Regions from separate parts of the Homo sapiens genome. Here region 1 is linked to region 2. A link is a contact called in ENCODE Hi-C or POLR2A ChIA-PET data. All regions are on one chromosome and are shown on one strand. Each heading gives the region's core, a stretch centred on a gene start or an enhancer-like site at or near the end of the contact. The rest is flanking DNA. Distances are from core to core; before and after follow the strand shown.

What was found. A loop is a pair of places that touch in the nucleus more often than their neighbours do. ChIA-PET counts read pairs that join two places held with the same protein, here RNA polymerase II (POLR2A). Pooled maps may share reads with other maps.
Region 1: a loop to region 2 is called in a map of MCF 10A, with 2.8 times the contacts of the local background. The contact joins two enhancer-like sites. A Hi-C loop is called at or near these places in 4 of 168 maps with a recorded cell type or tissue (B cell, MCF 10A, endothelial cell of umbilical vein and 1 more), 5 of 37 single-sample maps with no recorded cell type and 10 of 50 pooled maps. POLR2A ChIA-PET finds 5 or more read pairs at or near these places in 1 of 52 experiments (activated CD8-positive, alpha-beta memory T cell).

What each region holds. Positions count from the first base shown.
Region 1 is chr2:191,213,320-191,221,126 of GRCh38, forward strand. No RefSeq gene overlaps it. Among named protein-coding and RNA genes, the nearest start is that of MYO1B, 28 kb to the right of the region's middle. RefSeq lists an enhancer at 7,466-7,635. Within about 2 kb of position 6,137, at least 7 of the 41 ENCODE cell types and tissues checked have a DNase peak (open chromatin) inside an H3K27ac peak, as active enhancers do.
Region 2 is chr2:191,371,907-191,379,696 of GRCh38, forward strand. The region is part of intron 13 of MYO1B (myosin IB); the gene reads left to right. Among named protein-coding and RNA genes, the nearest start is that of MYO1B-AS1, 130 kb to the left of the region's middle. RefSeq lists an enhancer at 5,377-5,671. Within about 2 kb of position 5,470, at least 14 of the 41 ENCODE cell types and tissues checked have a DNase peak (open chromatin) inside an H3K27ac peak, as active enhancers do.

The DNA of each region.
Region 1 (7,807 bases), core at 4,887-7,386, 160 kb before region 2:
CAAGGACTAAATCTTAATTTTTAGGCTGTTCCAGCACTTGTACTGTGCCTGTCAACAGTGCTCAGTAAGTCATTATTGAATAAATGATGGAGGAAAATAAAAGGGCCTACAAGACAATCTTCCCTTAATCCACTGCTTTTTCCTAATCCATTGAGTCTAGTAATGCAGGCATCACTGTTCTCTGAATGTGTGCTTCAAAGGTCAATGCTCCTGATGTGGCTGAAGCTCATGCCAACTTCTCTTACTCTGCATTGCTGTGGAGAGTGACTATTCACTGCATTGGTGGTAAGCCTTCATATTTTTTTCTCCCTTTCTTCTGTTATATTTCTCTGCTAGTCCCCTACCCCATTTCCAGTATCCCTCAATCACTAAGGGTCTGAAAGTTTCTATAAGCTAAGGTTATAGATGGCAGTTTCCAGTAGTTTCTGTATGCATACCTACCCATGGAGAGTGGGAGTGTGTGCGTTTCAATGATATTTTTTCAGTCCCTCTTTGGTGCAGCTTCTAGCATTGAGCATGCTGGGCTCAGTGGCATTTTGTTTCTTTAATCTTTCTTCTCTTTAATGTGCTTGTTTACTTGTCTTTGACCACACTCTGATTATTCTTTGGAAGGCTAAGTGAGCTGAGGGTCATGAGTGCAACTCAAGCAGAGGAGGGCTTATTAATGCACTTTAGGCTATTAATTGAAATCAGTTCCTCAGCTGTTTATGGAGAAACACCTTCCCAATATCATGTTCTGTCCTACATACTGGACATGCCAAGTTGAGTAAGCATCGGTTTTAAGGAATTTATTGTTTAAATGGAGAGATTGATAAGCAAACAGAAAGTGAACATATGGTGCCAGAGTACAATAACAAAGGGTGGGTAACAAAGAGGATGCCCTGGAAATGTAAAGCGGAAATAACTCTGCCTGAGGGAAGTAAGTATGGCGTGTCAGTATCTTGGAGAAGGTTATGTCTAAGCTGGGTCTTCTAGTATTAGTAGGAGTCCATTCAACAGAGAAGTATAGATAGTTCAGTAAGAAGATATAGAATGTGCAAAGGCACAGAGGCATGAAAGATTATGATTTGTGTGGTATGTTTGGGAGGATGGCAGTGAGAGGAAATTGTTGGGAAAGTGAACCTGAACCAGACTTTGCACTTTTTATGGTCTAAGAAATATGCATTTGTTCCCATAAGCCAACCTTTCCTAATTTTTGGTCATATAATTTCCACTTTCACATATTTGTACAATATCTGTACCAATGTTTACTTAACACTTTAAAAAATCAACTTTAACTCACTTCACTTAAAATAGTTTATCAGGCAATATTGGATTATTTTTAAAAGGATGGATATCACATATATGAATCAGAATAGTAGAACGAATACTTGCAAACTCATTATTCAGTATAAGAAGTAGAACGTTATTATCCAACTTAAGAATGAAAACATTTCATTGCTTTATTTGTATGATTCTTCCCTGTGTCATCTCCTTGTCTCCCCTAAAAGGTTAGTACAATCCTATACTTTGTATTCATTGTTCCCTTGCTTTTTGAAGAATTGTCTTATTTCATATGAATATATCCACTAACAGCATATTGTTTAGCTTAGTTTGGTTTTGAATTTTAGATTTTGATTTGTGGCAGCCTTGTGGAAAAAAAGATGGGTACAGGAGCAAGCCTGGAGGAAGGGACACCTTGCAGATGATTGTCAGAATTAGAATCTAGAAAAGACTATGTTTTGAAGCATTTAGATTAAGGAGGGGAGAGCGATTAAGCAGGGAAAGTGAAGAATGGCTATGATCTATTTCAAAGGCAGAATTGCTGAAATCAAGGAATTATTTTAAAGTAATATATTTTATTTAGTAAGAGCTCCTTTAGAAACTGCCCTTTATAATGTTTCTTATGGCAGAAATATGAAAGTGTTTGTTTAGTTTATTGACACAAATAGTTTGTATTTTGACCTTTGTTGTGCTAGTGGTTCCCTGTGTTTTCCAGGGAACAAAGAAAAGCAACTCATAGGTCTTCATCCTAGAAGATCTGCACGGTGACTTTTAAAGACTAGTAGGTAAAAGCCATCTTGTGTACTTTTGAAGAGTATTCAAGGTGTGGTATTTTATGATCCAACTAGGCAGCTGAACCAATATGCAGATCTTGGTTTTTTAACTATAAAACAAGTCTTTCTCCCTAGGCCATGTCTTGAATTTGTTTTTTAAGCTCACCACACCCAGCTTTTCCCCATATTTAGTTTTAAACAAAAATCTCACCATATTTCTGTAATTAATCTGTACAATATTGCTACTGTTTTCAGAGTAACTTTGGAAAGCCCCAACACTTTGGGCAATATCTGCAAAATGCAGTTAATTTAATGCTATCTACATTAAGGGAGATTTTAAACTTTAAAACAAGAGACTGAATTAGCCAGTTTTATTGAGACTAGAGCAATTAACTTGTAATTTATGGTTGGCTCAAAAAGGTCACTCACTAGAAGTGGGTGTCTGGGTACTCCCCAAGTCCTCAAGCTGACCTGGATTGGGCAATTTGAGCAAAGCAGAATGGTTTGGAAGAAGCATTCTCCAGCCAAGAGGACACTCATGTTATTGCCAATTAGACTTGGAAACTGGTTCAACTTGCTGGGTCAAAAACAGCTAGACAGCAGGAGTTTAAAAAATACAAAATGATCACTTGTGAAAATGCAGGTGGAATACAATAAATGTCAGGTTAATTTAAGCCATCTTTGGAGAGTCAATACTCTTCTCACTTCCCAAAATCATTATTTAATTGAGCAATTTCTTTAGTTCAAACCAGACTGGTTGTTGAACAAACTGTCTTACAGACTAGGAAACCCAGTCGCTAGGAGATAAAATGTCTAGGATAAATTAGCATCATTCAGCAGTAGTGGGATTCAAACAGGCCCCAGTGGTTCTGCATATCATCACTTGGCTGTAGGCCTCTTAGACTATTTAATTCCATTAAACTAACATTTATTTAGTGCCTATTATGTAAAAGTTCTGTACTCAGCACCCTGATAATGCCACAATGCTTTCCTAAGGGACTGGGCAATTTGGGGAAATGTCAAACAGTTTATAACAGGGTCCTCTATCTATTCATCTCCCCCAAAGCTGAACTGATTGGAAAAAGGAGGGAGGGTGTGGGTCACTGTGATCAGAGAACTTGATGGTTGTGACTCCGTTGTCCCATTCTCCCCCGTGGAAATTTTCAAAAACTTGGGGTGGGGAGCCTAGTGAAGAAAGGGATTTGGTGGTTTGAAGGATTTTAAAAAATGAGATCTTAGCATCTATTATTTGATCCTAGATCTATGACCTAATCCTAACAAGACATAATGCATTCGGGATTTAGTGGCCACTTTTATGGGTTGGCACATATTTCTTCTGCATCCCTATTCACCCAGCCATTAATTTTATTTTAATATATACTTGTACTCTGGCATTTTCTCCTCTGAATATTTTATTTGTATTTTAAAATTTTTTAACCTCCCGATGATTGATGGGGAGGAGGGGAAGGACAAGACACGAAGCAGACAGATAAGCTGACAAAAATGACAAAAAAACCATTTTAATGTTTAAATCAGAACAGAAAGCTGTTTATGAGTTGTGATCTATTGTTTGGTACTGAAAAGTAACAGAGGCATAATTAAATCTTTTACCCAATGCTTTATCCAGAGAGATCTTTTCAGAAATTTGGGCAGTATTTATCTTATAAAAGCAACCCTGTTTTTTTTTTTTTATGGAAGTCATTTATATGACTTCTATGATTTATATGACTGGTCATTTATATGATTGTTTAGCTTAGTTTGGTTTTGAATTTTATTATAACCATGATATCTGGACCTAAGGTCCCAAATTGAACCTCTCAATATCCATGGCATTGCAAGCATGACTATGCATGCAGTGGGGAAAATAATATAATGTATTTGCATAGGTTTTTTTTTCCTTTTTAAAGCCCTTTCACATCTACTAGTACATGAAATTGTGCCACTTACTAAAATTCATTGTTAATTTCATTTTTCTAATGAATATTTGGCCACCATCCTGTAGACCAGGTTATAGATGCTTCACCTATTACCTGAGGGTTTTGTTTGTGTATTTGTTGAGCTAACTTTTTAACTAAAAATTTTAAGGTCAAAAAGTACATTTGGTGGTCTTTTTATTGGGAGCCCAGACTGTGAGAAACTCTTCTAGAGTCCTCTCTTAAAATCCAGATACTCTTTTGAAGGATTATGTAACTAAGTAATAGCTTAAAAGGTAATAGTTAATATCTTGGCATGTATTAGTTGGCAGTTGTTGAAAAGGAGAGGAATTTTAGGTGGTAAAGTAAATTACCTGGAAAGGGAGGATGCCTCTGGAGGAGGGGGAGCATTAACCACGACTACTAGGAACAAACTCCACCTCTCCAACTACAACTGTGACCTCATCTCTCACTAACCTTCCCCATAAAACTGCTTAGTCACCTCTGGTGGCAAATAAAATCTGTCTCTAGACTCTAAGTTATTTGGGGGGATGAACCCTTGTCCCTCACCATTGCTTTCCAGCCTGTCTTAGCATACAGTAGAGAATCAGGAAATATATGTAGAATAAATGAAAACTTTAATCCATAATTTGATGCCTAGTTGTAATATTTAAGCTTCTCTCTTGTGCTATCTTTGTTTTCAAAAGGAATAATGCTGGAGCATCCCAGAAATCGAAATGTTTATCTTTGTCTTAACCTCTAGAAAGGAATCCCATTTTTCTGTGGGATAATAAAAATAATAGACAACACTTACTGAATGCTTATTGTGTCCTGGGCACTGTCCCATCATTTTATACAGTCCCTCACTACCAGCCCATTTTACAAATAAAGAAAACATGGCAGATAATTTAAGTCTACTTGCTTATAAGTTTCCTCTCTTAGTGTTAAAAAAGACAAAGGTGCTGAATGGCGATGACAAAAAAAGTCCCTTCTATTTGTTTTTAATTAAACTTCATTGTAGACTCAACAAAAATTAAATGCAAACAGAAAGAGAAAAAAAGAGGAATTCATCCCTCAGAAGCCCATCACAGTGCCTAAGTTTATCAATGCATAACAGTCTATTTAGTTCATTCCTACGTGGATGTTTATGTTGGAGCTACATTCACAGTTAAATACGTCGTATTGTGGAGGAGTTAAGATAGCGCAAAACTATGTCCACCAGGTGGCACTCATCCCTCTAGATGAGGGGCAGAAGTTGAGGGGGAAACACTTCTGATTGTGTTGTCAGCACCCTTGGCAAAAAGATTCAAGTACTGACCTTTAGTTTCCTGGGCCTACAGCTTTTTATCCAGGGTGAGTTGAGGAGCTGTCAGACACCCACAAGTGCATCCTGCCTATTTTGCTATAAAGGAGAGGAAGTTCTCAGCTGCATAGCAGTACGGTGTAGTTGATGGATGTAGGGTTCTGTTTCAAATCCAAATTCAAATACAGGTTTCTTCAAATCCTAGGCCTACCAGTCACTAGTTGTATGACTTGGGCAAGTTACTTAACCTTTCTGTGCTCCAAGATCCTCATGTGTGAAATGGGGACAATCACTATACCTACTTCATTTTCAATTGCCTGGTTTAACAGTCCTCTCTGCTCACAGAGGGCCCAGATAAATGTTCTATGAAATGGAATTAATTATGTGACCCTTTAGTAGCTGGGCATTAAAATGCAATTAAAATTTTACTTGGCTCAGAATATATGATCAAAGAGATGAACTTGAGTTTCAGGCTTTTTTGTTGTTATTGTTTTTTTATTTTCTAGAGATGGGGGTCTCACTCTGTTACCTGGGCTAGACTGCAGTGGCACAATCATAGCTCACTGTAGCCTTGAACTCCTGGGCTCAAGTGATCCTCCCACCTCAGCCTCCCAAGTAGCCAGAACTATAAGCATGAACCACCACACATGGCTAATTTTTATTTTTTGTAGAGATGGGGTCTTGCTATGTTGCCCAGGCTGGTCTTGAACTCCTGGCCTCAAGTGATCTTCCCACCTCAGCCTCCCAAATTGCTGGGATTATAGGCATGAACCACTGCACCCTACCAAGTTTCAGTTTTAAATGGTAAAGTAAAGCTATGACTATTTACTAGATGTAGATTACTCATAAGAGCAAGAAATATTGATTTAGCCTCTCCAGTGAGCCAGTTTAGTCACTTCTCTAGGTGCTTTTGCTGCAAAGATGAGCAAGACAGGTCCTATCCCCACTCCCATTAAGCATATAATGTAGCAGGGAAGATAAATAAATAATGACATAAAAGTAAACAATTACAAATGTACAAAGGAATGTAAAGTAGATGGACCTAACCTAGTATGGGGGGTTAGGGAAGGCTTCCAAGAGGAAGTGGTTGTAGAGAATCAGGTAATGAAGCAAAAAGAAAGTGGGTAAGCATTCCAGGCAAAAGAACTGGCATTTGCACAGGTCTTAAAGTGGAAAAAAGCCTGCTAAAATCAAATACCTGAGAAAAGTCCAGTGTACCTGAAGGGGAGAAAAAGTGGGACAGAGAGGCTGGCAGATGGAGAGGTTACTTACTGGGCAGGAGGAAGTATTAAAGGGTTTTAAATGGAAAAGTGACATCAGATGCTGTTACTCTAAGAACTGCACTTTTCAAGAGGTCATTATGCAACTTGGGAGGCTGCGGTGGGAGTATAGCTTGAGGCCAGGAGTTCAAGACCAGCCTGGGCAACATGATGAGAACCTATCTCCACAATTTTTTTTTAAATTAGCTGGGTGTGGTGCCACATGCCTGTAGTCCCAGCTATTTGGGGTGGGGGGCTGAAGTGAGAGGATCGTTTGAGCCCAGATGTTTGAGGCTGCAATGAGTTATCGTCATGCCACTGCATTTCAGCCTGGGTGACAGAATGAGACCCTGTCTCTAAAAACATTAAAAGAAAAGATCATTATGACTGAAATGAGGAGATAAAGAGGCTAGTTTGGTGAGGTAAGACTGTATTGAGAGCGTCCAAGGCAAAACCTTTTGTATTATTTCAGCCTGATTATGATGGTAGCCTGAACCAGTGTGGCAGGAAGTAAATGGCTTTGAGAGACTCTTAAGGCATGTGGACTTGACAAGATTTGTTGATTAGATGTGTGGAAGGGAGGAATCTAGGTATCTGACTTAAACAAGAGTGTTGATGGTATTACCATTTCCCAAGACCCAGAGAACATTGGAGAAATAGCAGTTTTGGAAATTTAAGTTAATGTGCTCATTTCAGGATAGGATGAGTTTGAAGCCAAAGACATATTCAAGAGAAACTGTTAAGAAAGTACTTCTATGTATGGAGCTCGAAAGGAGACTGGGGTTGTTTCAGTAGATTTAGGAGTTGTCACCATAGCTATAAATTGAAGCATGATGAGACCTTCTAGGGAGAAAGTGAAGAGTGAGAAAAGAAGATGTCCTGGGTCACAACTCTAGGGAACCTCACCATTTTCTACATTAGTAGAGATGAGGGATCAATACTCAGTAATGAAAACAGAAAGAATAGTCAGAGGTGCAAGAGCAAAATCAGAAGGCTCAGTGCCCTCCCCCAAAAATAATAAAGAAAGAGGAAGTGGTCAATGGTATTGAAAGCTCCTGAAAAGTCAAAGATGATGAGAACTAAAACATATTCTTGGTCTTGGGGACAAGGAGGCCATTGGTGACCTTAGCAAGATCAGTTTCTACGGAACACTAAAGGCAGAAGCCAGATTGCAATGAGTTGAAAGGCTAAATGTAACGTGAGAAAATGATGATGATAAATGCTGAATATAGTTGGATTCATTCACTGACACATTTTTATTGTGTGTCTGCTCTGTGCCAGATGCTCTGCTACATA
Region 2 (7,790 bases), core at 4,220-6,719:
CAAAGGAAAGCTACCAATTTCTTGGTAGAAAGGGAAGAATTTGAGGTTTCTGAGTTAGGAGAAATGCTTGAGTACACACAGAAATCACTGCCGAAATTAATTTCTTTCTAGCAAGACCTCAAGTTACTATCACTAAATGGGCAGAATGCCAAAGTCATTCTTTACAGTTGGCAGGGAAAAAGACTTACTACCTAGCACATTGCTGTGCTAATCTAGATTTAAATGGTTTCATGAGCAGGGGAGATGGGTAAGCAGAGATTTCACTAGAAAGTTAGATTAAGAAGATACATTCAATGACATTTCCAAAGTCAAAGAAACTGATTTTGTTTTAATTTTGCTAGAAAAGGATTATTGATCTTAAGCCAGTGGGCAATGGCTTAATATCATATCACAACACATGGAAAGTTTAAAAAATAGGATAATGAGGTTATGATGGGATATCTAGTTAACTTTGACTTCCAGTAGGTCCTAAGATCTAATTAGCCATGGGAAAAGAAACACTTATAACACTCAAAGGAAACTGAGTTATAACTCATAAACAATTCGAGTCATTTCTCAAGTGTTTATTGAGTTACCAGATACCAGTAGTAAACATAACTGAGATATTCCTTGTCTGCATGGAGCTTAGAGTCTTAGCCCTAAGATTGAGAGTCTGTGGCTGCCAGAGGATGTATCCTATCAGGTAGGAAAGTCTAATCAGGAAACTATATTACGTTTTAAAAGTTTGTTTGCTACAGACCTAATCAGAACAGAAGTCAGATGTTCCTGTGTAAACATCCTTTAACTTGATGCTGGGTGAAATACCCTATACCCTTCAGCAATCCAAGAATATTTTTCACTTCTGGTTAATTCAAGTTTCTCTCCATACCTGTCTTGCTGAATGTGCCCTCCTTCTGCAAGTTATACCATCATTTTTCTCAACACTGTTTCAACTAGAGACTTCAGTTTATGAAAATGCCTGCGTTATATTTCCTTTTTTTTTTTTTTTTTTTTTTTTTTGTGACGGAGTCTCACTGTGTCTCCAGGCTGGAGTGCAGTGGTGCGATCTCGGCTCACTACAACCTCTGCCTCCAGGGTTCAAGTGATTTTCCTGCAGCACCACGCCCAGCTAATTTTTGTATTTTTAGTAGAGACAGGGTTTCACCATGTTGGCCAGGATGGTCTCGATCTTTTGACTTCATGATCCACCCACCTCAGCCTCCCAAAGTGCAGGGATTACAGGCATGAGCCACCGCGCCGGCCTGGCTGCCTGTGTTACATTTCTAAATATTCTTCCTTTCTTCAGAGGATTACTCTATTTCAGTGGTTCTCAAATGGCTGTGCATTGGCATCACCTGGGGAGCTTTTGCAAATTCAGATGTCTAGGCTGTACCCAGAGCAATTATGTCAGAATCTCTGGAGATGGGGCTGCAGCAGCAACCTTTTTAAAGCTCTGAGGTGATTCCAGTGTGCACTCAAGGTTGAGACCAAATGCTCTGTTAGACAGTAGTCTCTGGAGTAAACTGCAGATTCCAAACATGTGGTGTTCATGCTGCTTGGCCACTGTATGAAACACCCTTGTAAAACATTGGGCCTCACCTACTGTTCATCTGGGCATGGTGGCTCACACTTGTTATCCCAGCACTTTGGGAGGCCAACGTGCGTGGATCACGAGGTCAGGAGATCGAGATCATCCTGGCAAACATGGTGAAACCCTGTCTCTACTAAAAAATACAAAAATTAGCTGGGCGTGGTAGCTTGCGCCTGTAGTCCCAGCTACTTGGGAGGCTGAGGCAGGAAAATCGCTTGAACCTGGGAGGCGGTTTTTACTCCGTTTAAACAGAACTTTCAGCCAAGGCCAAATCCAATCAGTTATATGTCTATAGCAAATCTTATAATGGCCATCAAATTATAAAAATTTAACTTTCCTTCTACATGCAGTAAATAATTTTTCTTTTTTTCCCCCCAGTTCCTTGAGAGAATCAAGATTTGTTTTTTCATTATATTTAATTGTTACCTCCATTTTCCTTTTTAAGCCTTCTCAGATTAATCTTCAGTTTTGATTTTTAATAACTTTTTTAAATAAATTTATTTGTGGGGAGGTTAGATTAGCGATTTGGTTGGGGATTTTTAGGTACTTTTACCTGCTTTTTAATACAGAGTTACAGACGTGTTTTTCTTCTTTTAATAAATTATTCACATACATTCCCAGATGCCAGCCTATATTTTCCTGGATTCTCAGCAATGTTAGAACACATGGAGACATCAGGAAGCTCAGAGTGTTAGGAAACCAAGAAAATTAAGAACTTTAAAGTACTGCAAGTTGAAGTACAAGGGGTCAGAGTATGGAAGAAGTATTCAGATCCACATCAAGGCAAAAATGAAAATTTCTGTGATATTTTCCACCCAAGTGAAAAGAAACTGCTGGAGTATAGATAACATGTATTTTTTTATTTGTTCTGTTGTTCTTCAATTGACTGTAGGAATTAAGAGTTCTGCCTTTTAGAATACCCTGGGCATCTCTTTAAAAACTGGACACTAAAGGGCGAGACTTTTTTAAAAAAATGCGTCTAGTTGTCCCATGGCCCTGCAGTTCCCATGAAAATGCCTTTTTTAGCTGAGCTGGTGGAAACCTTTCATTCCCTGTGGTCTGTCTCTGAACGGAAGAGGGAAACTGATGCATTAAACCATGGGTTGATGACACATGGATTTGACTGCAAAACATCCCAGTACCAGCTGGAAGTGCTGCCTGGCTGGCCACATGTGATCCGATGTCAGTTTGGAAAATAGATCAGTAGAACATTGATACCAAAAATAAGGTGAAGTGAATTAAAATGCATAGAGGAAAAAAAATCTAGCTGTACATCCTGGTAGAACAGAAGACCAACTTCCCAAAGGAAGAAAATTGTAATGCAAATACTCTGATTCCACACATTTATGTTTGGACATTCTTATAACTGAAAAGATGGTCTGTGATTTCTGAGAAATATTTATAGCATATCCATAAAAGAACTGCTATTCTTTTTTTGAAAAAAGATATTAAGTTAAAAAGTAAGTTGAACAATCTACATTGATTTCAGCTCGTTTTCTACATACTTATCTGACAGGCATTAAAACTGGCAGATATTTTACTGGGAAAATCTGATTGGTCATTAGTGTTCTGTAGACCAAAGCAGGCAGTAGTAGCTGATTATTTCACCTTTCATACAGTGGAGCTAGTTTAACACAGGCAAAGTGCTAATTACTTTCAGTTATGGACTCCTTATTTATCTTGCCCTCATAAACCTCACTGAAAGTGACCCATATATGGTAAGAGTATGATAGGCTGGATGCAATGATTATTTCAAATAAAAAAATCTAATACTTGGGCAAGAGTCATTGTAGTCTGGTAGGTACACCTCATGATCATAGGATTTGTTTTCTAAATTGTTTTTAAAAGAAATTCTGGCTATAGTCAGCACCTTCTACTCTAGTTTCTTGCCTTCATTTGGTCCTTCTTATGCTAGAAAGCTTATAATTGAAGAGGAAGGAAACAATTTAAAGTAGATTTAAAAACAAAAGATGACAACTGCTATGATTTGTAAAAGATAGATAGATAGATAGATAGATAGATAGATAGATAGATAGATGGATCCAACTGTGTGAATAGCCAGCAATTCCTGAATCCCAGAGCCGGGCACTCCTCCCCATGTGTCAGTCTCATGAATCAAAGTCTTATAGTGTATATTTTATGGATATGCTGTAAATATTTCTCAGAAATCACAGACCATCTTTTCAGTTATAAGAATGTCCAAACTTGGCACGGTGGCTCACTCCTATAATCCCAGCACTTTGGGAGGCCAAGGCGGGCAGATCACAAGGTCAGGAGTTCAAGACCAGCCTGACCAACATGGTGAAACCCCGTCTCTACTAAAAATACAAAAATTATCCAGGCATAGTGGCATGCTCCTGTAGTCCCAGCTACTTGGGAGGCTGAGGCAGGAGAATCACTTGAACCCGGGAGACGGAGGTTGCAGTGAGCCGAGATTACACCACTGCACTCCAGCCTGGGCAACAGAGCGAGACTCCGTATCAAAAAAAAAAAAAAAATTCAAACTTAAATGTGTGGAATAATTGGAATATTTGGATTATAATTTTCTTCCTTTGTGAAGTTGGGCTTCTGTTCTGTGTAATAATATGTGTGTATTTCTTCCAGGTATAAAAAGTTTTTAGATGAAAGCCTATTTTAAAATGTTTAAGAAGAGCACGATAACATTGTTTTTCTTAAAATTTGCTGTATTTTAGTATATACCTGGAAGAAAAAATGTTAAGGGAAATTTTCTAAACCTTTAGCTAGTCATTCAATTTTGTAAATGTCTAAAAAGGAGACTATTTCATATTAAATGGTTTTCTCATATATTTTGAGGATTTTTTAAGTTTACATTCTAAAAAAAGCAATTCTTGTTTTGGAGCCTGTTTCTTGATGCTGTGATATTTAAAAATGGACCGTGGTTAAGTGCATTATATTTTTCTATAGGAACAGCATTATAATCAGAAGCTGTCAAAGGCTTTAACACCAAATAAATCTTTGCAAGGACCAACAGCATATTTTACAGCAATAATATAGCCCAACTTCCCTAAAATAGTGATATACACTCAAAATCCTGTAACTTTTATATAAATGCATTGACTCATTTATTATGCAGGAGACTTTACTGTATGTAAAAATGTAGAAACCCCCAAGCCAGCATGTTATATTCAAAATTTGACCTCAAATCAAAGTGCTGAACTATAAGAAACACTAATATGTAATTAACATAAGCCATGGTCTTTGTGTTTGGACTGCTCGCTGTTTCAAATACATTATATTCACCTACAGACTCCTTCCCATTTCTCTGTCCCAAATACAGAGGGACAGAGCTGCCACTTCTATTTACTGTCTTCCTTTCAATATTTATTGTTTTTAAAGAGCCTAAGAGTTTTTAAAATACCTGTCTTCCTTAAAGAGTATAAAATATCATCAGTCTCCTTTGTTGCTAAGGAGAATATACAAAGGGGCCAGTATTTTTGATACATCTTAATTTATATTGGAGAGTTTATGATTGATACTTGTGAGTATAAAGTAGTTATGAATCGACTGGGAATAAGATTTTCTGGGCTTTGTTTTTTTGTTGTTGTTTGTTTGTTTTGATGTTGAAAGGATGGACTCAAAGTCTAGAATTCTTAAAAGAAGCCCTAGCGTTTAAAATTTGATTATATTATATACTTCTAAACATAGTAAGTGCTCCCTATCCCAATCTATAGTTGGTAACTATAGTGTGAAATAGCAGAGAACAGACACCTTGCTGTTTGCCTTTGTTCTCTAAAGCAGCCTCAGCTTCATTTAGGGAGGTTATGTAATAGAAAGCCCAGAAGGTACTTGTTTGAAGATGTTTCTAAGTTTTAGTTTTATTCCTTAGTCTTCAGGGATAAATGTGGGTAAGACAGTAGAGAAAAATTGCATACTTGGAGCATGGGTGGAAAACTGGAGAGAGGAGATGAGTCATTCCTGGGGCAAGTTCCTGCCCACTTCCTCTTCTGGAGACTTTGATTCATGAGCCTGACACGTGGGAGAGGGCCTGGCTCAGGGATTGCTGGCTATTCACACAGTTCTTGACAAACCAAAAAAGTCTCCACATATAAAGTTGCTTTGGGGCCTTCCTATTCATCTGGTGGTTTCTAGTCTCAGTTTAGCTATTTTATGAAGGAGAGGGGGCCCAAGTTGAAAACCAGGTATTAATTTAATATTTGTATTAATGGAAAAATGTGTTAGACCTATACAAGTTAGAGTTCTGTGAACTGCTGCCAGGCTATTCCTTAATTTTCTGCAGATTATTGATTATTCCTTAAATTTTTGAAAGTTTTTAATCATATGTGCAGTCCCATTTTCCTCCAAATTTGAACAATGCCATCAACTTCAGCTTAGATCACAAGAGAGGTGTGTGTCTTTAGCCTTCACTTTGAGCAGTAAGGATCATCTAGGTGACCCATGACATGTTTTGGAGACTTTGGAGGTGAGTTTGCAATAGATGCTGATTTCTGTGGGGAAGTAAGTTAATTTCTACATCGGTGATTGTGCTATTCTATTTTTGTTTTGGTTTTTTTTTGGCGGGGAGGGGGCGGTGTTTTTTTAGCAGTAGAGTAAGTTCAGACAGTCAAGTTTTTGTTATTAGGGCATCTCCAGGAGAATACTCTCTCCTTATTGGTTTTTGAAAAGGAGCCTTAGCACGGTACTACACAGGGATGTGTCCCTGGGGTGGGAAAGGGGAGTTACTTTTGGATTATGATGGATCTCTTCACTTTTTGGTGATCTGCCAACCACCACTGCCCTGACTGTTTGGGTGGATGTGGACCTTGGATACATGTCATGCATGTTTTCTTTTTTTCTTTTTTCTTTTTCTTTGAGCAACATGGCTGTTTATTTCACCTGGGTACAGGCAGGCTGAGTCTGAAAAGAGAGTCAGCAAAGGGTGGTGGGATTATCATTAGTTCTTATAGGTTTTGGGATAGGTGGTGGAGTTAAGAGCAATGTTTTGGGGGCAGGGGGCAGATCTCACAAAGAACCTTCTTAAGGGTGGGGGAGATAACAAAGTACATTGATCAGTTAGGTTGGGGCAGAAATAAATCACAATGGTGGAATGTCATCAGTTAAGGCTATTTTCACTTTTTTTGTGGATCTTCAGTTGCTTCAGGCCATCTGGATATATACGTGCTGGTCACTGGGGATACGATGGCTTAGCTTGGGCTCAGAGGCTTGACATTCCTGTCTTCTTATATTGATAAGAAAAATAAAATAGTGGTAAAGCGTTGGGACGGCGAAAATTTTGGGGGGTGGTATGGAGAGAGAATGAGCAATGTTTTTCAGGGCTGCTTCAAGCGGGATTGGGGCAGTGTGGGAACCTACAGTGGGAGAGATTCAACTGAAGAAAGATTTTGGGATAAGGGGTGATATTGTGGGGTTGTTAGAAGGAGCATTTGTCATATAGAATTACTGGTGATAGCCTGGATGGCATGTTTTCTTTTTCCTGATAATTTATAATTAGAAGCATTGGATTTTGAAGCTTTAAAGCTTCAGGCAAGTTATATGATGTATCATTATTTCAGTCAAACTGTTTTTATCCTGAAGAACCCTCCCCTAGCAAACCACAGTTCAGACACCACAGGAAGGTATTGTGGTCCTGTCTTTTGAATTGACTGGATATGGGTCTTGATCCAAAGTTTTACACTGATCAAAAATACAGCCTGAATGGTAAAAGCCATCATTTGTAACCATGAATAACTATCAATACATGCTCACTTTTAGAAGTTTATTGCTAATTAAGAACTGACTGCATTTTGTGTAATTTGTCCCTTTTTGCACCAGAATGCAGTAAGTATGACCTGTTTGCAGTGCTGGTCTGTTGCATGCTCTTGTGTTAATAGCTTCTCTAGCTGTGTGAGTTTTGCAGTAAGTGGTTGTTGAATAACCATGTGGATATAAAATACAGAATCCATACAGGAATTTTTAAAGGTTATGGGCAAATTTAATTTAGTTGTAACTTAATCCTTAAATTGTTTTGTAATTGTGAAGCTTTGCCTCTGGTTTCTAATCTGCTTGTGTGTATTTCATGGTCCTGTTTTAGAAGTGTACTTTGAGCTGTTCATAGCTACACAATGTGTCTGAGGACACTAGTGCTTTCCTTTCCTTCTCATTATTTGCTGTTTGATGATTTAGCATAATAGGGTTGAAATAGCTCCATGGGCACAGACTTGCCAGATAACACATTTGTTCCATGAGACTGTTGTCTAAAAAA